Regions from separate parts of the Homo sapiens genome. Here regions 2, 3 and 4 are each linked to region 1. The links are chromatin contacts, found by Hi-C or POLR2A ChIA-PET in ENCODE. All regions are on one chromosome and are shown on one strand. Each heading gives the region's core, a stretch centred on a gene start or an enhancer-like site at or near the end of the contact. The rest is flanking DNA. Distances are from core to core; before and after follow the strand shown.

Region 1 (6,613 bases), core at 2,120-4,619:
AACTCAGTTGCCAGGTGTCACCTTGGCCACTGTTGCTGTTTAATCCCCAAGAAATCAAAAGAACCAGGTCATGAATGAAATGCCAGGTCCAGCTCAAAAAGGAGAGTCCCTAGTGGGAAGCAGCATGATGATTAAAACTAGCATTTGAATATCACCTTCGCTACATACTAGCTGTGTGGCCTTGGGTAAATCATTTAACCTGAGTCTCACACTTCAAAGAAAACAAAACAGTGATAAGCAGGATTAAACATATAAGACTACAAAGCACTTAGCACAGTGCTCAACACACAGCAAGTGCTATGCAACACAGTCCCATCTCCAGTCTTTATCTCTGCCATTTCAAATACCTACAGTAAGCTTCTCCCAGGAAGCTGCCTGGTTCACTCCTTCCCTTCTACCTTATCAGTGAGCCTTCCTCACCCTAAATAAAATAGTAGCCCTCCCATCACACACACTGCATTTCCCCTTACATGCTTCATTTTTGTCCATAACAAAGTACTCCTTGACATTTTACATATATACACATACATTCACGTGTCGCCTAACGACTGGGGTAAGTTCTGAGAAATGTTCTGAGAAATGCTTCGTTAGGCGATTTCATCGTTATGCGAACATCGTAGAGCTAGAGTGTACTTACTTAAACCTAGATGGTATAGCCTACTACACACCTAGGCTATACAGTACAGCCTATTGCTACTAGGCTACAAACCTGTACAGCATGGTACTGTACTGAATACTGTAGGCAACTGTAACACAGTGATAAACACTTGTGTATCTAAACATAGAAAAGGTAATGCACTGCACTAAGCTAAGACATTAGGATAGCTATGATCTCACTAGGCAACAGAAATTTCTCAGCTCTATTATAATCTTATGGACCACCGCCGTTATCTGCAGTCCATCATTAACTGAACCATCATTATGCAGCCTACGACTGTACACATATATATGTATAGACATATACACATATACATACACTTACATATATATAAAATTATTTTATTCGGGCATCTTCACCTAAATTCCAAGAAGGCAGAACTTGTGTTGACCACTGTATTTCCAACGCCTGTAACAGTAGTGCCTGGCATGTAATGGATGTTTAATAAATATTATTAACGGGACCAGTAAATAGAAGCTATTTTTTCTATAATGGTTGGAAGGGCCCTCATAGACCACCTAGACCAAAGTTCTTCACAGGCCAGGAAACTCAGACCAGGTGGCATCAGATGACCTGCCCTATGGTTCCAGCTTCCCCAGAACTGAGTGGCGGGGACTAGGGACCCTGACTTCAGTGGCTTTGCTCTGCCTCAAGTCAGCCCATTCAGTGCCCACAACAACTTAGCAGGTTGGTGCCCTGTGCTCCTCATCTGAGGAATGGAAACAAGGAGATGGTTCACCCTCCCAAGTGTCAGGATGTGGATGTCCCAGTGACTGGCATTCTATAAAAGCAAAAAGGACAGGTGGAGACACAGAAGTCCGCTCTGGAAATCCATCAACAAATGTCCTCAGAGTTGAGGAACTGCAGACAGCTGCAGCACAAAGGAGCCAAAGGCCACTGTCTTTCTCTCTCAAAATCCACCCGCACCAAGGACCCTCTTGGCTTTCTAAATGATTGAAGGCAAGCAACTGTGGTCTCATTTCTGGGGTGCCTGGATGACCTCTTGCACAGACACAGGGGATTCTGTGGAGAAAAATGCCAACCCCTGCTCCATCATTTCTAGGTGCACGACCTCTCTGGGTACCAACTTTTCGTGGCTTAGGATCAAATGAGAAAACACGTGCACAGCACCTGGCACAGTGCATGGCACATAGCAGGCACACGAAAACATTAGCTGTTAGGAACCGCACGTTTAATATTCAAAGTCAACCCTCCATACATCTCACCAGCTCTTACCATTGCCCCCTAGAGCTGAGAAATCTGAATAGAAGGGCTTGCATTGGACTGGGGCTATTCAGCCTTAGAAATCCAACTCCAGGTAATCGTTTAAAGGAGCCCATTTTCCTATTCAAGTAGAGTGAAAAGAACTCCACCTCAGTCCCCAAGCCACTCAGGACCTCTCATAAGGCTGGCAAAGGGAAGATTCCAGTCTGAGAGCACTGGCCACCTAACTCTATTCCCAGAAAGTGGAGTCCGGCCCAGAGCTCCCTGGAAGTTGAGGTAACAAGACCCAACAAAAATATCCTGTATTCTCTTCACCACCTGTCTCCGCAAGCGAGTAATAAGACAAAGTATTAAAGAGAGACATCACCAGTAATCAGAATGTGGTAACTAAATGAGTCTTTTGTCTTCCACTTACAATGTGCAAGCTGGTCCGGTTCCTCAGCCTCTCTGAACCTGCTTCCTCAACTGTTTAAAGAGAAAAGCAACCTCTACCTCCTGGGGCTGGTCAAAGGATGAAATGAGAGAATTCTGTTCAGCGGTGTCTAGGACATTAGCTGCTGCTTTTAGTTCAAGAAGCCCAGTGCAGCCTATGCCGGAATAAGCATTACTTGCTCCAAAAGAACACTCTGTACAGCAAAGGCAGCCCTTTCCTAGACCACAGACCACACCACTCCAACATGGGCCACAGGTTGGGAGCAAACACTTACTCCACCAGAGGCTTCCTGAAATCTTACAAGCAAATGGAGTGAAAGTAGAAACTGAGACCCAAACAGCTTCTGAAAAGTGGATGCCCGGCTGGAAGTGGTGAGGGACGTTCCCCCACGAAAAAACTTGGACTTGGCAATCATTGCTTTGGACTTCGCAATGTAAATTGCCACTTTTGATGACTTGGGGATTCTAGAATGTTCCGGTCGCTCACTGATTCACAAATATAAGGTCTGGGGTGACCTAAACCTGCATGGTGTGTTCCAAGAGCCCCCAAAGCGTTCCAAGAGCTGGTGACTTTCGGCTCACGTAACTAACCTGGGCCTCAGTTTCCCTCCAGACCCTAACGAAGGAGATAACGGTTGTTGCCTCTACAGGGAAGCTGCGAGGCTAAACGGGGATGGCGCGCTAAGGCGCTCCCTAGACACAGCACGGAGCTCCCCGCGCGCGGTTCCCATTCGCTCCCGGAGAGAAGGGCGGCGCGCGGGCTCACACAAAAGCCCAGGACCTTCCTCCGCTGCAACTGTAGAAAAAGCAACTGGAACGCGAGCTGGGGCAGCGGCCGGGCCGGGGGCTCCTCCCGCAGGCGCCCAGGAGCCGCTCGGCCCGTGGCCCGGCCGGGGAGCAGGCGCCCCGCGGGAGCGCTGAGGCCCCGCTGTGCCGAACCGGGCGGGGGCGGAGGAGGCGGAAGCGGGGGCGGCCGGAGCGCGGTGGGGATGTTTAAAGGAAATTTACAATCATTTCCTCTCTGTGGTTTGGTGACAAATCAACAACATCCTGTTCTTTTGTGAGGCTCCGGGCGCCTGCGAGGCGGAGGCAGCGCTCCGGCTCTTAAAGGGACACACACAGGGCCCCTCTCCCAACGGTTCCCTGCGGCTCCCCCCCAAAAAAATACAGCTTCCTCAAGGCGTCACCTCCGGGGGCGCGCGGCCGGAATGCGGGGGCTGTGGCCGGAGCCGCCGCCAGGCCACGACCTGGATCGCGTCCCTCACCACCCCCCACCCCGCCCGACGGGAGGAGACGGCCGCGGCGGCGGCGCACCAATCTGAAGGACGTCCCGGCCCGGGGCCATGTCCCGCCGAGGGGGTGGGCAGGGGGCGGAGGGGCGTCCTCCCGAGGGTTCCCGTCCCTCCCCCCAACCCCAGGGCAGCTCCGCCGGGCTTCGGACCTCCGGGTAGTTATCCCCCTCCCCCAATCCCCTGGCCTCGAGTTTTGCAGTCCCAAAACTCTGGATTTATGGTTAAAATGTCGACGTACGCACAGGAGGTTTATAAAATGCCAAAGCAGAGACTTCCCGAGCTGTAGAAGTAATGAGAATCAGATGGTCGGGACCAGGAAAAAAAAAAAAAAAAAAAAAAACTACTCAACTGGCCTCCTGGGATTTCGTTCATTCAGTCATTTAATGAGTATGTTTTACTAAGTGCTGGTCACTACTCTAAGCCCCCGCACCGCAGGAACAACACAGATACGGTTCCTGCCCACAGGGGGCTTAGATTCTCAAAAATGAATGAACAGGATTATTTCACATCTACAAGTGCTATGAGTTTTTTAATGGGTCACATTCTAGAACAGCGGCTTTCTGTAGGGACACCTCTCTGAGGGGTCTGACCTGAGGCATCCAAGGATGAAAAGGCAAGGGTGCTAGGAAGAACTGGGTTGGAAAGGTCCAAACATTATTATCAGGAAAGAGCTCAGAAGTCTCATCCCAAAGACCGAGTGAAGGGCAGCCCCAGGGCTGCATTTTCCCCTTGAATACAAGCCTTGATAAGGGGCTTGGGTCCTTCTGCTCTTGCTATATCGCCTGAGCCTTTCCTTTCATCTCTCGGCCTCACAGCTTCCTATAAGGAAAATGAGACACTGAACTAGATACAGTACTTCTCAACCTAGGTGCAAATGAGAATTCCCAGGGAGGCTTTCAAAAACACTGACACCCCTGACCCCACCTCAGACAAAGGGAATGAGGATCTTTGGTAATGGGGCCTAGGCACTGGCATTTCTGTAAGACTTCAAAAGTGAGTTTAGTGTACAACCAGGGTTAAGAGCCACTGACTTAGGGCCGGGCGCGGTGGCTCACGCCTGTAATCCCAGCACTTTGGGAGGCCGAGGCGGGCGGATCAGTTGAGGTCAGGAGTTTGAGACCAGCCTGACCAACATGGAGAAACCCCGTCTCTACTAAAAATACAAAATTAGCCGGGCGTGGTGGCGTGCACCTGTAATCCCAGCTGCTCAGGAGGCTGAGGCTGGAGAATCACTTGAACCCGGCAGGTGGAGGTTGCGGTGAGCTGAGATGGCGCCATTGCGTTGCAGCCTGGGCAACAAGAGCAAAACTCTGTTTCAAAAAAAAAAAAAAAAGAGCCACTGACCTAGATGATATTTAAAGTTTGGGTTTAAAATGCAGTAAGGTGGCTGGGCGCAGTGGCTCACGCCTGTTAATCCCAGCACTTTGGGAGGCCGAGGCAGGCAGATCATGAGGTCAGGAGATGGAGACCATCTCCTGGCCAACATGGCGAAACTCCGTCTCTACTAAAATACAAAAAATTAGCCGGGCGTGGTGGCACCGCCTGTAGTCCCAGCTACTTGGGAGGCTGAGGCAGTGGAATCCCTTGAACCCAGGAGGCAGAGGTTGCAGTGAGCCGAGATCGCGCCACTGCACTCCAGCCTGGTGACAGAGCAAGACTCCATCTCAAAATAAAATAAAATAAAATAAAATAAAGTGCAGTAAGAAGGCCAGGCGCGCTGGCTCACACCTGTAATCCTAGCACTTTGGGAGGCCAAGATGGGCAGATCACCTGAGGTCAGGAGTTTGAAACCAGCCTGGCCAACCAGCCTGGCCAACATGGTGAAACCCTGTATCTACTAAAAATACAAAAAAAAGTTTAGCCAGGCATGGTGGCAGGCGCCTGTAATCTCACCTACTTGGGAGGCTGAGGCAGGAGAATTGTTTGAACCTGGGAGGCGGAGGTTGCAGTGAGCCGAGATCGTGCCCCTGCACTCCAGCCTGGGCGACAGAGGGAGACTCTGTCTCAAAAAAATAAATAAAAATAAAGTGCAGGAAGAGCTATTTCAATTCAGGGCATAATCATCCACGTTCATTGAGTGCTTAGCAGCTGCTATATAATACCCTAAGTAAGCTACATATGTATTTTATCTAATTTAAGTTACAAAGAAAAACCTTACCAACTTAGATATTATTATTATTCCTATTTACAGATGAGGAAACTGGGTACAGGGATGACACAAAATATGGTCAAGGGCACACAGGTATTAAGTGGTCTTGTCTGTATCCTGTAAGCTGAAATGCCATTCCAGTGGCAAGGAACAAATTTCTACCTAATGGGGTTGTTAATAAGGCAGAGTAGCTACCCAGAGAAGAGCATGGGGTGCTATAAGCCCAGGTTGCTCATACATCTTGGACAGAGGCAGCGGACTGGCCTAGATGCCCAGAGTTCAGGTCTTAAAAGAGAGATTGTAACTCAAAGAAAACAGACTTTTATGTTTCTTGGTGCTAATCCTCTCGGTCGTTTTCAGAGATGATTCCCATAAATTGTTAAAGGTATGCCTTGGCCAGACAGAGGAAACATTTGGCAAGGTGAGGAGGAAAAGGAACTCCCTGTGTACCCCAGTAATAACCAGGATAGGATACACTCCCCCACCCTCCTCACTCTCCCTTCTAGGGCCCACCCCATGCCCTTTTCACCTTTGACCACCTTCCCATTTGTGCAGTTCCCTGAGGGAGGACCCAGGGAGAGTATAAGCATGAGCTGGGACAGGTTCCCCAGGAAAGTAAAAGATCTGAGAAACCAAAGATAAGAAGAAAAGGAAGATGATGCATTCCTACAGTGTGGCACTGTGCTGCTGTTAATAATAAGAGAGCTGATAGACCAGAAAGATGCTTGTAATATACAAGGTGCAGAATAGAGTCCTCTCACTGATATTTTTGTAAACGACACACACACACACACACACACACACACACACACACACACACACACACCCAGAACCATCTGGAAGGATAGACTCCAAAGG
Region 2 (6,851 bases), core at 2,001-4,500, 360 kb before region 1:
TGTCCTGTACACTGTAGGATTTTAGCAGTATCCCTGGCCTCCACCTACTTGATGCCAGTAGCAGCCACTTCCCCCAGGTTTCGATAGTTAAATGTGTCTCAGACATCACCAGATGGCCCTGGGAGGCAAAATTCTCCCATTTGAGAACCACCTCTCTAAAAAGCGGGAATGTTTTCCTCTTCCATTTGGCAGACTGTGAGGGTATCTTCAAGTATTGTCTTACCTAGGACACTGACATATAATAAACTCTCAGCTCTTTGGGTTTAAACAACAACAGAAAAAATAGACTACATATCCTGAGTGCTTAGTACGTGTGAGTTACTGTGCTGACGCTTTTTAGTATATAATCAATATTTTTTAAATCTCTGATATATTTTACATTCTTGTTTTTGTAATTAGTGTGTATCTTACCTTTACAGCAGATCTTAATTTGCAGTAGCCCCCTCTCCAGTGCTCCAGAGACACGCAGCTGCCACACTGGGTCCTGCAGGGCTAGACTCTGAGCCCAGATTCTGCCTCTGCCCAAATGGCTTCCAGCCTTTAGATGTGGAACAACACGTGCCAATTTTACTTCAATGTCCTTCCAATCCTGTCCTTATTTCAGCTATTTTATCAGACTCACATACCTATTCATGTACTCTGCAATCAGTCCTTGGAATAGTTCCACATAGTTTAAAATAAGGTCTGCAGTTTTATAAAATTTATCAAACAGCAGAATACCTCATCTGGTGGCCAGACTGTGTTGACTATTATCATATTTTAGTTCTGATAGCTTTTCAAGGGGCTGTTTTCCAAAAAGTCTGTGTTTATGCATGCTAATCCTATCCAACGCTAATCACTGATGCACAAGTTCAATCACACTCTCCCGCTTTTTGGTTTATCTCACAATATCTAGGAGTATTCATCTCCATTCAGAGATTCTGCCTTTTCATTAGCCCTATGTGATGTTTCTCCCTGTCGTTCCTCATGTTATCCTTAGCAAATGTTTCTGATCACTTAGGGAACCAATTATTCTCTAGAAAATTTGCAGTAAACCCTTTAGTCTTACCACATTTGTTCACTCAAATTTTACAGGTATGAAAATCAAGATAGACTTAATTACTAAGGTCAACCTTTAAGTATTATGCCAATAAAAAGTAGTCACGAGTTAACCCTTATGAAATGCTTCCTGTGAGCCATGCCCTGTGCTCAGCTCTTGACATGCATTATTTATTTATCCTAATAGGCCTATGAGGTAGGTGCTGGGGCGATCGTCATGTTAGAGGCAGGGTAAGAAGGTGCAGAGAACTTAAGTAACTTGCCCAAAGTCACCCAGCTAGCAACTGGCAGAGCTGGGGGTCATATCAAGCTGTGGATGATGATACAGTTGGTCCCCTAACCTCTATACTCCATTGCCAGGAAAGATGATTTACAAAAGTTCTTGTTAGGCCTTCTTTTGATGAGGAAGTATATATATGTGTGTGTGTGTGTATATATATATGTATATATTTATGTGTATATATATATATACACACACACACATATATATGTGTATATATGTATACACATATATGTATACACATATATGTATACATATATATGTGTGTGTGTGTATATATATACACATATATATACACATATATATATATATCTTCTGGTATTCTAGGAACTGTCTCTGAAGCAAGGTGCCAGGACTTCTCAGGATGCAGGGCTTTTGACTTGAACAGGGGGCTGACTTCCCATCAGAAGCTTGAACCAAGATGTCACATCAGAAACCCTCAGAATCCAGTGCCAGGAGAGCACCGGGTTCAAGAGTGAATGGGAGTGGGGATATGGAAGTGGCAAGTGAAAATGATTCCTTCAAGAAGACAGGCTACAGGCCACAGCAGGAGAGAGACAGGAAGGATGGGAACTGAAGGGAGGCAGGGCTTAAGGGAGGGTTGTGCTTTCTCTGTGTTAATTTGTTTTGTTAACTTCTTGAGCATATTGCAATGCTGATGGGGGAAAAACTAAGAGCTGAAGGCACAGGAAAGCATAGAGGGGCGGATAGAAGCTGAATCAGCAAGGACCCCCAAAGAATCCGCTCATGAAGATATTTGAAGCTCATGTCAGGAGAAATGTTCGCCGGGTCTGACACCAAAGCCTGCTCGTGTCTGCATCACTCTCTGGCTTCCCACTGTCACTGCCTAACAATCTACGGCTATCAAAGATTCCGAGAGCCAAGTGGCTTGGAAGTTGTTTGAGTCAGAAACATTTTCCCTCCACTGGGCACAACTTCTTATCCTTTTCAGTGAGGAAATACAAAATGCATGATATCAGAACATATATCCTAGGGCAGCCCCCTATGTAGGTGATATGGTTTGGTGCAAGGGACATTAAATCTGTTTCTTCCTAAAATAGTTCCCATCAGCTTTCTTCGGACCTTGAACTATTCCATTGGGATTACCTTCCTAAAGAGTCCTGTTAAAATACCAACAGGTCAAAACAATCTCGAAAAGGACACCCATGCTCATTGCAACATTATTCACAATGGCCAAAAAGGTGAAAGCAATCCTGGTGGCCATTGACAGATGAATGGACAAATAAAATGTGGTATATACATACAGTGGAATATTATTCACCCCTAAAAGGAAGGCAATTCTGACACACACTACAACATGGGTAAACCTTGAGGACACTATGCTAAGTGAACCAAGCCAGCCACAGAAGGACAAATACAATATGATCCCATTTATAAGAGGTACATAGAGTAGTCAAATTCAGAGGCAGAAAGCAGAATGGTGGCTTCCAGGTCTGGGGGAAGAGGAATGGGGAGTTTTTGTCTAATGAGTGTGGAGTTTAAGCCTGGGAGGATGAAAAGAGCCCCGGAAATGGATGGTGGGGATGGTTGCACAAGAATGTGAATGCACTTAACACCACTAAACTAACTGTACATTTAAAATGGAAAATTTTATGTTATGTGTATTTTTCTGCAATTAAACAAAACACCGGGTGATTTAAAGGGGCTGCCTGATCAATAGCCAAACTATTATTAGTTTGACTCAGCTTTGATTTCCTGTTAAGGCCACTTTGCCCAGAGCAGGACTTTAAGGAGCCAGAGCAGCGAGGAGCCGGAGATGGAGAGGTGACAGGCGTGAGGACAGTAATTCACTGGGCGCTGGAATGCGTTTTGACAAAGGCCAGGTGTCGGTTCCCGTCCTGACCTGCAGGGGGCACTCTGGTGGGTCCTGGGAAACAGGAGGAGAACGGGAAGCCTAGAAAGCCCTGGGAGCTCCTTGAGCGACAGGGAAGCCTCTGTCTACCACTTTTACTGAGGCCGCCGGCAGTCAGGATACTACACAGTGGTTATTCTTAGGCCCCTAGAGTCAGCAAAGCCTCTTGTTTGGAAAACCTCCTGGGTCTCCCCTCGCAGGCTGTGTAAGGGGCGCCCCGCTCGCCCCGCGTCTCCGTGTCCGGGGTGGGTGTGAGGACGGCAGGGCCGCGCCCCCTGCTGGCCGCTCGCTCAGCTGCGCTGTCGCCTCCTCTGCCATCAGCCCGTGGGAAAGAAAGCCATTTTGGTCACAGGAAGCAACGTTTTCAACTTCTCTCATTAATGAGAAAGACAGAATTGTGATACTCTAATGGGAATACTCGAGGAAGGAATAAATTAAATTTCCATGCAGCTCCGGCTCGAGTCCCAAGCTGAACAGATGCTGTTTTTATCAAATACTTTCTATTCTGTGACGTGCTCTGCCAACTTTCTATTATTAGACAAATCAGGAAAAGTCTGATTTCTCTCCCTTCTGGCTTCTCCTTCCCGCTTTTGTGGGAGGGTGGTGGTTTGGGTGGAGACTCTGTCCTGTCCATAGAAGGTAAATGACAAGGAAATGGCAGCCACCTGAAAACTTGCCTTGATGCCAGCATGTCCCAGAAATGTCCTTTAAAATGACATCTCATCCAGGCGTCACCCCATCCCAGATGGCATAGCTGATGGGACAGGAAAAAATACATATTTTAGAGTATTTACAGCATCATTTTCCCCTGCCCCCACTTCCTTCCTGTGAAGGAGGAATTAGTCTTCACTAGCCAAGTTCTGGAGTATTTCTTTTTCTTTTTTCTTTTTTTTTCTTTTAATTGAGATAGTGTCTTGTTGTGTTGCCTAGGCTGGAGTGCAGTGGCACCAACATCACTAACTACAGCCTTGAACTCTTGGGCTCAAGCGATCCTCCTGCCTCAGCCTTCCAAAGTTCTGGGATTACAGGCGTGAGCCATTGCACCTGGCCCTGGAGTATTTCTTGTGCATAATAAGGGAAAATTTGGGAAAGGATTCTGAATTGTGCAGTACCATGGGTAGGATGGGTTGATGGGTCTACCTAAGAGAAGGCAGGGAGTTACATACTAACGAAAGCAGAATGGATCAGAAGGCGAGAGAAAGAATAAGAGAAACAAGCCAGGGATGAGCTGGGTTTGGGAGAATTCAAGAGATAAATTAAGGAGGACTGAAGTAGCTGCTGGGCTGTTGATATGGTTTGGCTGTGTCCCCACCCAAATCTCATCTTGAATTGTAGTTCCTATAATCCCCACGTGTTGTGGGAGGGACCCAGTGGTAGGCAATTGAATCATGGGGGCGGTTACTCTTTTCTATGAGGGAGATGCACAAAGGGAAAAGAAAAGACACACATGCAATACCTTCAAGGGTAAACAACCTTTATCCCATGTAAATGGCAATGCAGATATAATAAGCAAATGATACAAGCAAATTGCAATGGGAAGGGGAAAAGGGAGAAGATATATATATATAGCCTGGACTACTGGGAGGCTAGAAGTTAATGGCAAGGGCATGCCAACTTTCACCCCACTTCTCCCATCAATATAGACTATATATATATACACACACACTCACCAGACGATGGAGGATTCATCACCAGACCAGAAGCAACAGCCTGGGCTCCAGAGTCGGCCACTACACTTACCAGACTATAGAGGATTCATCACCAGACAGGGAAGCAACAGCCTGGGCTCCAGAGTTGACCGCTCATCCATGCACAGATGAGGAGAGGTCTCATGAAGCTTTGGCGTGGTATGGGACCCTAGTTCTTTTTGTAACGACTTATTTGGCATGAGGCCCAGTCACGAGGGCCCTTCATGACTGGACTCAAGGAACACAAAAAGGTCAACTTGTTTTTATGATTGTTTGTTGTTTTTCAATAACTAACATACAGGAACAGATTTCTCCAAAACCGTCTGGATGAACGCCTCAAGGGGCTCATGCAACCTGTTCTGGGACTTGGTGACCATTGTTTGTGTCCACATTCAATTGAGTTCAAATTTAAGATTTAACTTTTCCTCCACATATCCCCATGCTCTTCTTGAGTTCTCATGAGACCTGATGGGTTTATGAAAGGCTTTTCCCCTTTGCTTGGCACTTCTCCTTCCTGCCGCTATGTGAAGAAGGATGTGGTTGCTTCCCCTTCCGCCTGAGGCCTTCCCACCCCTGTGGAACTGTGAGTCAATTAAAACCTCTTTCTTTTATAAATTACCCAGTCTCAGGCAGTCCTTCATAGCAGTGTGAGAACGGACTAACACAGATGTCATGAGGAGGACTTGAGAAAGAGACAAGAGAAGAGGATTCTTCAGAAATGTTGGTGTTATGAATGGAACCCAAACCCCACCCTTTGGCATCTTTAAGAGATTTCAGTAAAGACATAAATTGATTTAAAAACTGTGTTTTGGTCAAGCATAGCGGCTCACTTCTATAATCCTAGTACTTTCAGAGGCCAAGGTGGAAAGATTGCTTGAGGCCAGGAGTTTAAGACCAGCCTGGGCAACATAGCAAGACTCTGTCTCTCAAAAACAAATTAAAATTAGCCTTATGTGGTGGCATACACCTGTAGTCCCAGCTACTCAGGAGGCTGAGGTGAGAGGATCACTTGAGCACAGCAGTTCGTGGCCTCAGTGAACTATGATTGTGCCACTGCACTCCATCCTGAGTAATGCAGCAAGACACCCAACTCATAAATAAATAAATAAGATAAAAACTCTGTTTTGTATGATGGTCTGGTGTTTATTCAAGGCAGCCTGGACTACTGGGAGGCTAGAAGTTAATGGCAAGGGAATGCCAAGTTTCACCCCACTTCTCTCATCAATATAGACTATAGTCCAGATATTTTAAATTAGTATCCTATAGGGTAGCTGGGTGTGGACCCCAGATGCATTTTATTTGGCTAGTTGAGATTTAAGTTTTTTTTGAACCAACAATTGAAAATTGGGATTTCACATTTTAAAAGCCTGCATTTCCTTTCCTACTTCTTTTGAAAAAAATGGAAAAATTTGGCAATATGAGGCCCTTATTACCACAAGGCAAAAATAGGCTCATGCTTTCTAGTTAACCTCAGTGCCCACCCCTCACATAAGGCATATGTATGCATGTATACCTGGCCCACTGCCTGCATTTGCAGGTGGACCTTGGAGATATTGTGGGTTTGGTTCCAGACTGCCGCAGTAAGGCAAGTATTGCAACAAAGTGAATCATACAAATTTTTGGTTCCCAGTGCCTATAAAAGTTATGTTGACAGTATGCTGTAGTCTAGTAAGTGTGCAAGAGCATTATGTCTAAAAATGTACATACCTCAATTAAAAATACTTTGCTGCTAAAAAAATAGTAATGATCGTCTGAGCCTTCAGTGAGTTATAATCTTTTTCCTGGTGGAAGGTCTTGCCTCGATATTGATGGTTACTGACTGATCAGACTGGTGGTTGCTGAAGTTTGAGGTAGCTGTGGCAAGTTATTAAAATATGACAGTAATGAAGCTTGCCATGTCAATGGACTCTTCCTTTCACAAAATATTTCTCTGTACCATATTTGGTAGCATTTAATAACAGTAGAACTTCTT
Region 3 (7,152 bases), core at 1,264-3,763, 470 kb before region 1:
TTGACCAGGTGACACTGGGTAAGTTCATTTCCTTTAGCTTTTCTACTCTCTCTAATTACACATATAATTTTAGCCAATTAGCCTTGAAATTCTTGGTTTGTTTTAATCCAGTGCGGCAAGCAGGCCACAGAGATAAATACCAATTATATCACACTGCACCTCACCCTCTCCACAATGGTGATGTGAGGTGCCCTCTGCTCTGCAGATCTCTAGCTTTTTGAAGTTATTAATGGTGAGAATTGTAACAACTATTCACAGAACTGTTCTTTCTTGCTAATTTGGGTGGAAAAGAAGGTGATCTCACTCTTATCATGATCTACTAAGGGGGAAAAGGCCACTGGAAAATGAGGTTCATTCCTATTGACAAAAGTTTCAAAGAGACCTGTGTGACACATACATGGGGTGGCCAGATCCAAACAGACGGTTTCGAGAAAGGGGGCACTGTTAATAATCATGCTGAGATAGCAGGTGTGACCTAGGACATTTGGTCAACCTGGTTGGGTCCTGCACAGAGAATATGATGGTATACAGCATTCTCTCTCCCTTTACCAAGTGTCAACCTCAGAAATCTAGAGGACAGAAAGGTTACAGAAATCTCAAAGCCTCCTCTCCTTATCACCACCAGCCTTTCCCTGACTCAACAGAAGCACATGCCTAACCAGCACTTACTAACCTATTTAATCAAGCTGTGCCTTTCTTTTGAACACAGTGGCTAACTTCCAATAACACACCAGTAGTGAAGATCATGAGCACACAGAAACACTTTAACAGGTGAAACAGATACGCAGGCCTTCTAGCTGCTTTGGACTGAGGACAGGGTCAGGCTGCTGGAGGAAGGCGGGGACCTGGTGTGTGTCAGAATCACCTAGCACACCAAACCCGTCTTGCTAGAGGAGGCAAAAACCAGATTTGGGCCACTCTACAGATGGGCCAGGTGGCAACTCTCCCTGAGCATGCGGAGAGAGTTGCCAACCCCTCAAAATATAGAGACAATCCCCTACATGACAAGCCCTTGCCAAACCAGACTACCCCAGTCACAGCAACCGTCCATCACCAGTACCCTGCACATGGTTGATGCCTCATGGGGGCAAAACCTTTCTTCTTAAATTATTCCAAAGACACACAGTATTTTAGTTACAACTAATTGTCAGGAAAATGAAAGCAACCCCATGTGAAGGCAAAAACCTTAGGGGGAAAAGAATAATGTATGCTTGTTAATTTCCTTCTCCATGTTTTTCTTTTAAATTTCATTTTCCCAACCATTTTAGAATTGACCAGGAAAGATCCTAGTTTACCACCTACATGTTGGGCTTAAAAGAAATAAAAAAAACTTAAGTCATAATGACTCATTTTGTGGTGCATATGCTGTAAACCTACCAAGAAAAGAAGGGAAACTGCACGGGTAAAAGTGGAATCGTACAGAGTGCAGGAATAATCTTTCAGCTACAGTGCACTCAAAATCTTTTCCATAAGAAAGGGTGGAGATGTCAAAGAGGACAACACTCGTAATTTTTAACAGATACTTCATCCCCTGAGTATTGTTGTTATTTCATACAATCTGCCAGCGGCTCCCAGGGAGGTCCAGGTTGAGGGCCTGATAAGGAAACAATTCCTACCTGTAGAGGAAACTTGATCCAGGGAAACTCACAAAGCAAAGCATCCATTCCCTCTGAATAGCGTGCGTAACTATTCCCAGAATGAACCATCTACTAGTCCTACTTCAATACTTGGAAGACCAAGAAAAGCCAAGGGAACAAAGACCAGGAAGAAGTGCTGAAAAGGGCTACAGCATAAACAACAGTATTTAAAAAATAAAAGCAGTATCTACACTTCCCGGATGCCAGGAGAATCATTAGCTAGTAACGGCTGACGTTTATTGAGCATTTACATGTGCCAGACACTGTTTGAAACACTAAGGGTATGTGCATTAAGCTAATTCCCCCAACAATCCTGACAGGTAGGTCCTTTTTTCCTCATTTTGGAGATGAGAAACCTAAAGCAGCTTCTAGACTTGGGTCACCAGAGGGTAAGCAGCAGAGCCAGGAACAGACTCCCACATTAACTCAATAGCCCACGCCATTGACCTCTGTAAGTATCCCTTCATTATCTGTCACCTGGCTGGTGAATGAGGCAGTAAGGACTAAACCCCAGGTCATCCTGGCCCTAAAGCCCATGCTCTTAACCTACACTCTACATAGTTACCTAAACACTCACTGGTCATGTTGCCCCAACCTCAACCTCCACCACCAGCACCACAAATTCTACAACCATTAATAATAAAGGGCATCATTTATGCAGGGCTTTCTGTGCCAAGACAAGAAAACTTTAGCTTGGAGGCATTAAGCTGACTCAGCTCCCAAACTAATATGCAGTGGAGCCAGGACCTGAGCCCACGTTCAGGAGACTCCTGCGCCCAAGCTCTCAATCCCTCCTGCAGATGCCACAGTTGTAGTAAGACCATGACCACAGGACACAGGGCCATGCCACAACCAACCATGGAGGCCAGCCAACACCAGAGGTGGCTTTAACAGTCACTGACTCATTCCTCAGGTCTCACCAAGCAACTTCCGGCTTTTCATTAGAAAAAAAATAGGGTAGAAAAAAAATAGGATTTAAAAAAAAAAACAGAAGCTCAGTTTCCCCATTCACAGGAGATGAAAAACAGCCAACCCAAAGGAAATGAGAGGCACTTAGTGACAATCTCAGTGGCCACAGGTGAGGTGACAAGTGACACAAAGAAAGAAAATGAAAACCTGAAAGTACAGACTCAAAATTATATCAATGAAGCACATAATGACAGGTCTGAGTCACCCAGAAAAATGTTGGCTTTTGCTCAAGCTTCCTCTGTTTTTAAAAGCAGGGAAATGCCTAACTTGGAGGCCAGGTTTTTATCAAGTATTTAAAAGTTTTCAAGTCTTGGCATTTGAAATAGTAGCAGGTGGGAGGGCTTGGTGGAGATAGGCACAGAGGACAGCAGACTGACCTGGGCTTTAAGGCTGAAAACTAGATCGCACCTGGTGATGGGGCCAGGGACACAGGGAATCACCCCACCTCATGGGTCTCAAGAAGGCCCTGTACCTCCCACCACTAAAATCCTGTGAGAGAGAACATGGTGTGGCGACAAGTCACCTGCCAGACATCCCTGGGAAGAATCCTAACTCCCCTACGGACAACCCAAGCCTGGTCCACTCACCGTGGTGATAATAATCCTCGTGCTAGCACGTAGTTGAAATTCAATAAATGGCTATCCAATAATTGAATGAACCGGGCAACTTATTTACCCCTCTTTAAACTTATTTACCCCTCTTTAAACTTCAATTTCCTGCTCTGCAAAATGGGTAGTATGACAATTCCTAACATGATGGGATTGTGGTAGGGGTTAAATGAGTTAACTGTGTACAGCGCCTCCTCCACCCCGGATGTGAGTCTTACTCTACCATGACAAGTGTATGGACAATCTCCAGTTATCTGGAAATCTGACCTAGGAAGCAGCCTCCGTTCCCTGATAATAATGGACAGACGAAGCATCAGTTCATTAGTCTGTTAAATATATAAAAGACAATTTGATCACATATCATATCCCCCTCCTTGAAAAATAATTCCCAGATTCAACACTGTCTGACTGGTCATTAACACTCTCGTGAGACAGAAAGATGTTCTAATTCTATCAATGAAGCACAGAGTAATTTTCCCTGGGTTAACCAGCAAATCGATAAGAAAATCTAGGTCTTCTATCTTTGCTTCCTCATCATCTCTCCTCGGCCACCAGAAACTAAATACCCAGATGCATCATGTGCAGAATTCCACAATTCCCAAGCCAGCACACAGCACGGGAAAGGCAACATTGTTACAGGCAGATTCGAGAACTGTGTTCTGAGGGATTCCGCCAAGGACACCTATAAATGATACTTTCTGGCTCAGGAAAAGTTTCCTGCTCTCTGATCTGGAGTCTCTACTGGACAGAAAAGCCTTTTTAGAATACCTTGCTTCGGAATATCGGCTCTTAACTACTTGCCTTTTCCTTGAGTCAGTGTTGCCAATTTAGCTTTCCAAAAAAAGTCCTGCAGGTCCCAGAAGGAATGTATCGTCCCGCTAAGGAATTACAATAGAAAAATAATAACCCTTTGAACTTCAGGTGGCTTGTGGGCAGGAAACAAATTAAATCAAGGAGCCTGTGCTGCTCAGGGTGACGACACTCAGGCAGTCCCCAAGGAGAGGCTGCTGACATAGGTCCCCTGCTGGGCTGGACAACGGGAAGGAGACCAGCCTTCAGGCTCCTCCTTCTCATCTCCATAACCTCAGCCCCATGTGCACCTCGAGCAGGAAGGGCACCAAGAACTCCAGCCCCTCCAACAGTGGATGGAAGGGGGCCTCTGTCCCTCATGGCCACCTCCTGAGTGGGCTCCCAACTACCCTCTTCCTCCACAAGGACCCCTGCTTACTCAATAAGGATGGCAGTAGTAGCAATAACAAGTTACTGTTACTAACATAGAGCATGTACTGTGTGCTAGGTACTGTTGTAAGCACTTTCAATACATAACCTGGTTTAAATCCTTACAACTATCCTGTAAAGGAGGCACTGTTATTATGCCCAAGATCGCACAGCAAGAGAACAGTATGCTCCACAGCTGCCTCTACTACTTATCCCAGCCCACTTTCCAAGCTTGAAGGAGAGGGGAGGGGTCCTCTTGTTCTTACATATAGGAGACACTGAATAATTATAATGAATGAAAAGAGTTGCTGATCCATTTTCATTGGTTGCCCCAATAAGAGTTAAGAGCCCATTTTCTCCCTTCTCTGCCTGTAGTAGCAGAGGACAGATGATCCTCAATATATATTTAACATTTGCCAGATTCTCCCCCACTCCTGAAACATAGTTCCTGCACATTTTGCTGAAAGCCTAGCCCCTTCCGTGGCACTCTTGGTGCCCTGCCCATTAATAAGGCTTCCTAGGAAATCCTATCATTGTCAATGCATTGTGTTTGGATCTCTCATTCCCTATATGTTCTTAAGTCCCACAGAGACACAGCTGCAGGGACCATTTTCTGTGGGTGTCTCAAGAGTTAAGCACAGTAGCAGCTGGCAGTCTCACCTCCTACCTTTGCTGGCTGTGTAATCAACCTCCTTTTAATCCTGCCGAGCTCCATGCTGCCTGGCACCAGGGGCAAGAAGCTACACACAGGTAATAATTTAACAAATCACCTGTCTGGCTCTCTTGCCGGGACACCCACTCTGGAGCTTATACAGCTGCTGATGCTAGGGCTGCAGCCTTGCCTGTGGGATGTCAGCTAAACCAGTAAGTACTGAGCCTTGGGGACCACACACTTCCAGCTCTGTCCTGTCTTAGAGAACCAGGGTGTGGTGTTTGATAGGGACGACCCTCAGGAACTATGCTTCCTACTCCATGCTTAGCTCTTGGGGATTTTTTAATATTCCGATTTTGCCCAATGCAAGAGCAACTAGCAGAGCTCCACTCAGCAAGCAACAACACATCCTCAAGAACCTGGATTGCAAGAACATCCCAGGACACAGCTGTTAAGACACAGAGCATGGGAACGCGAACTGCAGCAAATGTACACACACACACACATACACACAACATACTGAAACTCATACAGTGTTCCACAAACAAAAAATTATGGTGTGAAACCCATTGTGGAGCTGGTCCCCAAATGTGCATGAGTCACATCCAGCCCTGGAACACACAAAAATAAGTGAAGTCGTCCCCAAACTTTTACAGTACTCATCCATTGCTTTGTTATTTGTCTATAAACCACTGAAAGAAAAGATCTTTTCAGTTTTACAAATAAGACGACCACTTTTAAAAAGTGAAAATTCTGTCACGACAGGCCTTATGAGAGAACAAATCATTTTACCCAAAGCAGTGGTAGACAGAAGTAGCCTAAGGAAAGACTGCCTTTAAATAACCATCAGCAAGCTATAATCTGTCAAAAGCAATTATTGCCATCAAATACTTGTTAACACACACACCGTGACATTCATATTTCAGTAAGACAGCAGGACACTGATTTTTAGCAAAATCTAAAAAATAAAAATACTTTTCAAACCAGACCCTTGGTCCTACACCTTGAGGAAGGAAACAGGATTTTTTTTTTCTTATAGTACTTGCTTATGATCAGTGCTTTGAGATTAGTTTGCCATAACACCAGCAAACGGCAGAGTAACAGAGTTTGTTCCAAAAACAAAAAGAGTGGTGTATAACGTCACACAGTCCCAAGAGCCAGGCTTTAGGGTGGACAATGGGAGAAGTGGGAACACATTCAGATGTCTGTGGCTTTATTTCTGCAGGGAAGAAGAGAAAGAAAAAAAAACACAGAAGGGAGGGGCACACTGAATGAAGGGAGGAGCACCAGGCACTGGGGTAGCCAACATTTGTAATCTGCATATACTGATCATGTTACAGGAGCCATGCAGAAGCCATGGCTTGCTGCTTCCTATCCCTTTCTACAGGTCAGTGTCCTTACCTGAAGAGAATTAAATGCTCATGTGTTTAGCACGAGCTTCCATGCCAGAGGCCCAAGGGTCCAATCCTCAGCTCCACCCTCAGCTCCACCTTCACCAGCTGAATGACACTGACCAAGTTACTTTATAAGAAACTCAGCTGTAAAATGGGAATAGTGATGCCCCTTGCCCTATAAGGTTATTGAATTATACAATGAAATGTATTTAAAGTGCCTATTTGATGGTAAGCATACAATAAATGATAGCTGCTATTATCAACATCATTCATATTTCAATAAATAAGGGCTCACTGGTAAACCAGCACAGTTATTGATCCCTAGATGGTTCATCCATCACTCAGCAACTATTTACTGACTGGTCTCCCACGTGCCTGGCACCAGGCTAGAGGTTAGGGATATAAAGGGAATAATATGGGGTTTAGCCTTCAACAACTCCTCCACTGGAGAGACTGTCATATAACCAATATAATGTCCAAGGTTCCAGATGAAGACCAGTAAGAAGCACACACAATCCAACCATTCGAATGCTTTACTGTAATTTAGAATGGACTTTAATTGTGACATGAATATACATATATGTATGGTGTGTGTGCATACACACACATGGTGAGATATATGTGTATATATATTATACATATACATATATATCAGCTATATATATATATGGTAT
Region 4 (7,214 bases), core at 3,340-5,839, 510 kb after region 1:
CCACCCCTTCAGCGTGGACTTCCTGGCCAGGGCCCCAAGTGGGGGTATCACTGACCTCATGACCACGCTGGCCCTTCTCCCATGCAGGGTCCAGGTCCTCTCCCCTCATTTCCATCTCCCAGCCCCCAGGGGCCCCTTCCCCTTTATGGGGCTTCCCCCATCTGATGCCCAAGAGGGCTCCTCTGCAATGACTGGGCTCCTTCCCTTGACTTCCAGGGAGCACCCCCTCGATTTGGGCAGATGGTGGAGTCAAGGGTGGGCAGCGTACTTCTAACTCATTGTTTCCCTCATGGCCGACCAGGGCGGGGATAGCATGCCCAATTTTAGCCCTGAAGCAGGGCTGAACTGGGGAGCCCCTTTCCCTGGGAGCTCCCAGAGGAAACTCTTGACCACCAGTGGCTCCCTGAAGGGCTTTTGTTACCAAAGGTGGGGTAGGGACGGGGGTGGGAGTGGAGCGGAGGCCTTGTTTTCCCGTGCTGCTCCTGGACTGGCCCACCTGCCTGCCACATGCCCACGCCTAGTCCCATCTGGGCCCCCATTCCCTGCTGGTCATGCAGTGTCTGTATATAAGGACCTTGGAATGACGTCCCCATTTCTGCCTGATTTGCAACTTTTCTTGTTGATGTCGTGTTGTCTTGGGGGACCCCTCTGGGGGGGGACCTGCCCTGTGCCCCCTCCTCCCTGCCGCAGTGCCCCCCAACCCAGGCCTCTATTGTTCCATGTTGTAAATACCCCTGGGGCCATGGTGGGATGGGGGTGCAGGCCAGGGAAACAACGGGTGGGTGGGGGTGGGGACGGGGGTAACATTTGCCTATCAGCAGAGCTGGGCTTTTATTTAATTTTTCTTAAAAATACAAATCTCTATTTTTTTGGAACTGTTGCGCTGTGCCCTGGGGGGATCCCCGCTCAGGCTGGCCTCCCACATCCAGATGAGCATCACAGAGGGGCCCTGAGGCTGTGGGGGGCAGCTGGACAGGGGTGGGATGACTGTGCCTCTGGCCTGGTTGGGTGAGTTGGGAGCAGGAAGGTTTGCTCAGGGGGTGGCTGGGTGCTGCTCCCGATATAGGGGGCCTGCATCCTGCCCCCTCCCTGCCCTCTCAACCCCCAGCCCCTGCCATGACTGACCCGTCAGCCTGTAAAACCACCATTGCCTTGATCTCAGGGGGTGGGAGGGCTGCCTCAGGGCACCCTGGGCTCCAGGCCCCCTTCTTCCAGTTGGGCTTCCCTTTGTCAGGGTCAGGGGTCCCATGGGGGAGGGGGTAGGGAGGTTGGGGGGCAGAGAAGCCCAGTCAGCCATGATGAGGTGAAGTTCTCTTCTTCACCTCAGGGGGCCAGGGTGTAAGGGGCGTCCTGCAGAGCCCCCGTCTCCCACTGTGGCCATCTCAAAGCCTCAGCCCCTCTTCCTTCCAGAAACCCCCACTGCCTTGGCCCATACCTCTCCAGCTCCCTAGGGGCCCAGGCTGGGAGGCTGGAGACTCAGGGTATGGCCCTTGCTTGACTTAGTCTAAGCTTGGGGAGGTGGTCCAAGATTGCGAGCGGTGGGTACAGGCTGCGGGGTCGTCTGGTGCCTTTGGGAGCTGTGCTGCTGGGGTCTTGACTCTTGTACCCCAGAGACCCCACCCCCACCCCGGAAAAGCCAGGGGCCTGAAGAATCACCCTATTTATCTGCCCCTTACCCCCAACTTGGCTTGGGGTGACAGTGCTAGGAAGGAGAGCATTGTTAGGCTGGTAGCCCTGGCATACGAAGCCCTTCTACAGAGGGGAAGGGGTAGAATGGGATGGGGTGGCAGCAGCCAGGTCTAGGGGTTGGCCAAAGGCTCCTTTCCCTTGGGGAGGCCCAGGAGATGGGCTTGGGGCTTGTTAAAGAGACAGCCCCTTTCCCCTGCACAAATGGGGCAGGTGCAATAGTCTTGGAGTTGGTAGTATTGGGTGCCCAGCTGGTGGAACAGTGGCCTCAAGGATTGTCCTGGGTCCTGGAGGTCAGGATTCGGGCAAGAAGATTGTATGAGGCCCATTTGCTTGGTGGAGAAGGTGGTCCAGACAGGCGGCATTCCTGGGGTCAGTGGACTCCCACTGGAAGCCCCTAGTGGCCTGGGTACCTTGCCCTGGTCTTAGAGACCCCTGAGCACTGAGCAGAAGAGCAGAGGAGCATTTTGCACAATGGAGAAGCCAGAAGAAAGAGGGTGGCCCAGATGGCTGGGAGAGCTGAGAAGCCCTTCCCACAGGCAAAGACAGAGCCCCCAGCCCCCTGGTTGGGGCCAGGGCACTGAGTCTGTCACCAACTGGGCACTGGAGAGATGAAACCAAAGGTGGGCAGGGGTTGGCGACAGCACTGGGGACTATCCCTGTGGGTCCTAGGTCTGTGAAGCCCCTCCCCAATGCCTGTGTCGCGTACAGTTTTATGTACCAATAGGCGACATTTGGCCAGAGGAGAGCCCCCCTCAAACCCAGCCTGACCCAGTCTGTGTCTTCCCAGAGGGGACCTAGTCGGTCCCCATCCCCCTACTTCAGGGCATGTCTCTCCGTAGGGGGAGGGTATATGGGGACATATTTCTCTCCTAGGGTCCTTGAAGCATGTTTCACATTCCGGGGTGGGGGGAAGTTCTCTGGGCATCCCTCACCTCTGGGGTCTCTCTAGGCCCTATCTCTCCCCTTGGGAGTCTCCGGGGGACATGTGTTCCCGCTGAGGACCACGGGAGCATGTCTCCCCCAATTACCCAGGCTCTCTGGGGAGCCTGTTTTCCTCCCAGGGTTCCTGGGAGTACTTAAGGCAAGTCAGTTTCGGGCCATCTCTCTTCCCAGGGAAGGGGGCTATCTCTGAAACACGTCTGGGAAGGGATGTTTCTGGCCCTACCCCCATCTCTCCTATGGGGGTTTCTCTGCCCTGCAGCACTTTAGGATGAGGCTGGGCATCTCTGAGTTGTCTTTTCTCCTAGGAGCCCTGGGATACCTCTCTCTCCCGAGGGTAGGGCCTCTGGAGCCATTTCTTCCCTGGGTCGGGGCTGTCTCCGGGTGTTGGGAGGGCTTGTGTTGGCCATGAGAAAGTCTCTTAAGGGGCGTCTCCACTGGGGACTTCTCTGGGAGGGGGGACTGTGTCCCGCCCATGGGGTTTCGGGCGGGTGTGTCTGCCCATGGGGAGGGGAGACTGTGTCTCCTCGGGTTATCTAGTGGGGAGGGGGGCCGTGTCTCTCTCGTGTGTAGGGGGGTGGGGGTCGGGGTGGGGGGTTTTGGGCGCGTCGGGTGCCCACATTGGGGTCGTGTTTCTCTTGGTTCGTGCCACTTCCCACTGCCTCGCTCCTCCCGGGAAGGGCCCCCGCCCCGCCCCACCCCACCCCATCCCTGGCGCTGCGAGCACAATCCCGTTGATTTGTAATGATTTCTGTCTCTTTCTGTCTTTCTCTTTCTCTGACCCCCCCACCCCCACCCCCACCCCCCCCCACCCCGCCGCGAGCATGCGCAGGCACCGCCCCTACCCCCTCCGGTTCGGTTCGTTTCCGGTTTGTTTGCTGAGCTGTCAATGAAAGACCCGTGTAATTATTCCCGAGCTTTACAATAAAAGTGTGAAAACCGGACCCCACTCAGCTTCTTCCGGGTCCTCGGGCCTGCGTCCCGTGGAGAGTGGGAGCTAAATCTGGAGGCCTTGGAGAGGGCTGGGGGACGCGAGGGACAAGAGACTGAGACCCGCACTGGTATTAATCGGGGATGGGGTCGAGCTGACGCGTTCTGAGGATAGACTCCTAGTCCGTACACCTCAAAGTGACCCCTGCCGGATCCTCTGGGCCCGACCTGCTGTGGGCACCCCCTCCCCGCAAGAACTCAGGTGCAGGATGGGGTGGGAGGTGACCGCAGGAGAGGTTTTGTGCTGCGCTGCCTTCTTCCCCGGGCGCCCGCAGGACGTGCAGTCGTTCCCGGGTGTATCCATTCCCGCTCCCCACTCTTTGGCAACGAGTGTGAATTGCGGAACTGGATAGGATAAGGGGCGGGAGACATCTGTCTGTCTGCCGCGTTCTCCCACGCTCAGGAACGAGGGTTGGAAGTCGATTTAGGGGAAAGGAACCGAAAAGGTCTCAGCCTCGGTCTCCGACTGCGCTCCCCTCCCCCCTTCCGGGCTCGACCGGCCCCGGCCTCCTCCGTCCGGCTCCCGGGTAAACACCCGCTCCGGAGAGGTCGGAAAACAGAGACCGGATCAGCCGGTTCCTGGCCCCGCCTCCCGGGGCGTTGCTCCCTCCTCCGCCCCTCCCCACCCCCACACCCGCCCAGCGTCGCGCGCTTTTGCTCGACCCGCGCCCTAGCTCCCTAGGCCGGTACTGTGTGGGCCTCGCTCCGGACCCCGGGGTCGGTCCAGCCGCTGGGATTAGCCGACCGCAGGGACTAATCCCGGATGAGCCTCGTGTAAACCCGGATCGACAGCGGGGACGGCGGGGGTTGCTGGCACCCCTTCATCCGTTCCCAGACGCGGAGCATCACGGGGCATAGAGCCCACCCCGAGGCTCCTTGCTGCTTTCGGAGAGACCCGAGTTGGATCTGCAGTTGGGGGCGTGGCGGGGCAGGAGATGAAGAACGCAGGGCCGGGATCTGACGCGCCGAGAGCCTGGCGCGGGGTGACTGGGGTGTGGGGCGGAAAGGCAGAGATCTCTCGGGCAGTACTTGAATCTACCGGCTTAGGTCAGCTCCCTACTCAGTCTACAACCGAAGCCCCCTACCTATCCTCCAGTTACAGAATCACAGACCCTCCCCCTACCAGTGGGTGTGGCAACCCTTCCTAAACCTGAGGCCTCACCTCATTAGGAGAGGCGCTGAATCAGCGGGGGAGGGGCCCGCATTGTCTCCACCCCTGACTTGACCCCACAGTGAAGGGTGAGGAGTTCCTTCTGTTAAGGCCTAGCCCAGGAAAAGATGTCTGGAGTTAAGGAAGTTGGAGGAGATGTGGTGGCCGACTGGGTACCAGAATCCTGTCACTGGTTGATTAACTCATTCTACAAACATTTCCTGAGCCCCTCCCATGTGCCAGACCGGCACAGGGTACTGGACCCCAAGAATGACACACAGTCTCTGTGGGAAAGGCAGACAGGTAAACAATGACCACATCTTGTGTTCGGCCCTGCCTTGAGCCGGAAATTCTGGCAGGAGACCTAAAGGCGCTGTCCTCTCCAAAGTCTAGAGGCTTTCTGGAAGGGGTGGTGCCAGAGCTGAGTTTCAAAGGGCAAATGAGGGATAGGCTACTGAGGAAGGGGTCAGCCTTGCAGGCTGAGGAGGAGTATGTGCCAGGGTCTGGAGGTGGAGGAGGAGGTGAGGTGGCTCAGGAGGGCAGGAGAAGTTGGAGAAGAAGGCAGGGGCCAGAACTAAGGACCTGCTGGTCAACTTAAAGTGCTTGGATTGAGGGGTTGGAGAGGAGCCATTTACAGATTTTAAGCCTGTAAAAGAAAAGGTCAGATTTACATTCTTCCAGATTCTGTGTTCCTCCCTTCCCTGCCCCAGGTTTCTCTGGGGATGCCTGGGTTGGGAGTGGAGATACACAGGCAGACAGGAAGAGGAACCAGGTGCAGTTTAGGCTGGTTAAGAATGGTCCCTGGCTGGTCGCGGTGGCTCACACCTGTAATCCCAGCACTTTGGGAGGCCGAGGTGGGCTGATCACGAGGTCAGGAGTTCGAAACCAGCCTGGCCAACATGGGGAAACCCCATCTCTACTAAAAATATCAAAATTAGCTGGGCACGGTGGTGCGCACCTGTAATCCCAGCTACTTGGGAGGCTGAGGCAGGAGAATCATTTGAACCCGGGAGGCAGAGGTTGCAGTGAGCCGAGATTGTGCCACTGCACTCTAGCCTGGACAGCAGAGCAAGACTCCATCTCGGAAAACAAACAAAAGAATGGTCCCCACTTTCCATCAAACTTGGAGTCAGAGAGACCTACGTTAGAAATTTGGCTGTACTTATTTCTAGTGGCATGACCTTGGGTAGGTGGCTGAGCCTCAGTTTCTTCCTCTGTAAGGTGGGGATAATAGTGCTTACCATCACCAAAGGTTATTGTGGGGCTTCAATGAGATAATTTGTCCACTTTTTTATTTATCACACGTCTAACACCTACTAAGTGGCAGGCACTGTCTCAGGTGCTAGCATTATGGTGCTGAATAAGACAGGCATGATGCCTACTCTCTCTCTCTGGGAACTTGCATTCTAGAGGAAAAGACAGACAATAAACAAATAAATGAGATAATTATAGATTGTGTTAAAGTGCTGTGAAGGAAACAAACAGTGGGACAAGAAGGAGGATAACTGGAGGTGGGGGAGGGGAGGGGGCTGCTTTACCCAGCCAGGGAAGCTTCCCTGAGGAAACCTGAAGGTTGGCCAGTGTACTCCAGCCTGGGCAACAAGGTGAGACCCTGTCTCAAAAAAGAGAAAAAAAAAAATAACCCTGAAGTTTTAGAGCTTGGCAAAGAACATTCCAGATACAAGGAAACTGCAGGGAAATTGCCTTCAAAGGCCCTGAAGTGGGAGAAAAGAGCATAGCCACAGTACTCTAAGATGCTAAGATTCCTCAGGGCAGTTACCTGGGTTTCTTTTCTTCTAACCTTCTGGGCAAAGTGAGTAGAAATGGAGGGGAGTTGGCCGGGTGTGGTGGCTCACGCCTGTAATCTCAGCACTTTCGGAGGCTGAGGCGGGCAGTTCGAGACCAGCCTGATCAACATGGAAAAACCTCGTCTCTACTAAAAAAAAAAATACAGCCGGGTGCGGTGGCTCACGCCTGTAATCCCAGCACTTTGGGAGGCCGATGCGGGCGGATCACGAGGTCAGGAGATCAAGACCATCCTGGCTAACATGGTGAAACCCCGTCTCTATTAAAAATACAAAAAAATTAGCCAGGCTTGGTGGCGGGCGCCTGTGGTCCCAGCTACTCGGGAGGCTGAGGCAGGAGAATGGCGTGAACCCGGAAGGCGGAGCTTGCAGTAAGCCGAGATTGCGCCACTGCACTCCAGCCTGGGTGACAGAGCGAGACTCCGTCTCAAAACAAACAAACAAACAAACAAAAAAATTAGCCGAGCATGGTGGCGCATGCCAGTAATCCCAGCTACTCGGGAGGCTGAGGCAGGAGAATCGCTTGAACCTGGGAGGCGGAAGTTGCGGTGAGCCGAGATCACACCATTGCACTCCTGTCTGGGCAACAAGATTGAATCTCGGTCTCAAGAAAAAAGAAAAAAATGGAGGGGAGTTTCCAT

Evidence for each region. Hi-C counts contacts between places; a loop is a spot of excess contacts on that map. ChIA-PET counts read pairs that join two places held with the same protein, here RNA polymerase II (POLR2A). Pooled maps may share reads with other maps.
Region 2: a loop to region 1 is called in a pooled map, with 5 times the contacts of the local background. The contact joins two enhancer-like sites. A Hi-C loop is called at or near these places in 1 of 168 maps with a recorded cell type or tissue (B cell) and 6 of 50 pooled maps. POLR2A ChIA-PET finds 5 or more read pairs at or near these places in 1 of 52 experiments (PC-9).
Region 3: a loop to region 1 is called in a pooled map, with 4 times the contacts of the local background. The contact joins two enhancer-like sites. A Hi-C loop is called at or near these places in 4 of 50 pooled maps. POLR2A ChIA-PET finds 5 or more read pairs at or near these places in 2 of 52 experiments (CD8-positive, alpha-beta memory T cell and Panc1).
Region 4: a loop to region 1 is called in a pooled map, with 5 times the contacts of the local background. The contact joins two enhancer-like sites. A Hi-C loop is called at or near these places in 4 of 50 pooled maps. POLR2A ChIA-PET finds 5 or more read pairs at or near these places in 2 of 52 experiments (T-cell and activated CD4-positive, alpha-beta memory T cell).

What each region holds. Positions count from the first base shown.
Region 1 is chr5:142,353,832-142,360,444 of GRCh38, reverse strand. All of the region lies in intron 3 of SPRY4-AS1 (SPRY4 antisense RNA 1), which reads right to left. Among named protein-coding and RNA genes, the nearest start is that of SPRY4-AS1, 32 kb to the right of the region's middle. RefSeq lists a silencer at 3,095-3,744 and enhancers at 3,782-4,583, 4,584-5,385. Within about 2 kb of position 3,369, at least 34 of the 41 ENCODE cell types and tissues checked have a DNase peak (open chromatin) inside an H3K27ac peak, as active enhancers do; they include PC-9 and Panc1, where a contact is called at or near this core.
Region 2 is chr5:142,709,895-142,716,745 of GRCh38, reverse strand. No RefSeq gene overlaps it. Among named protein-coding and RNA genes, the nearest start is that of FGF1, 27 kb to the right of the region's middle. RefSeq lists a silencer at 3,345-3,544. Within about 2 kb of position 3,250, at least 36 of the 41 ENCODE cell types and tissues checked have a DNase peak (open chromatin) inside an H3K27ac peak, as active enhancers do; they include PC-9, where a contact is called at or near this core.
Region 3 is chr5:142,822,577-142,829,728 of GRCh38, reverse strand. All of the region lies in intron 1 of ARHGAP26 (Rho GTPase activating protein 26), which reads right to left. Among named protein-coding and RNA genes, the nearest start is that of ARHGAP26-AS1, 43 kb to the left of the region's middle. Within about 2 kb of position 2,513, at least 16 of the 41 ENCODE cell types and tissues checked have a DNase peak (open chromatin) inside an H3K27ac peak, as active enhancers do; they include Panc1, where a contact is called at or near this core.
Region 4 is chr5:141,846,751-141,853,964 of GRCh38, reverse strand. It overlaps PCDH1 (protocadherin 1), which reads left to right. Exons shown (of 5, transcript NM_032420.5): 5 at 1-875. Among named protein-coding and RNA genes, the nearest start is that of PCDH1, 28 kb to the left of the region's middle. RefSeq lists a silencer at 4,040-4,289 and enhancers at 3,940-4,496, 4,850-4,939, 5,055-5,611, 6,368-7,189. Within about 2 kb of position 4,589, at least 40 of the 41 ENCODE cell types and tissues checked have a DNase peak (open chromatin) inside an H3K27ac peak, as active enhancers do.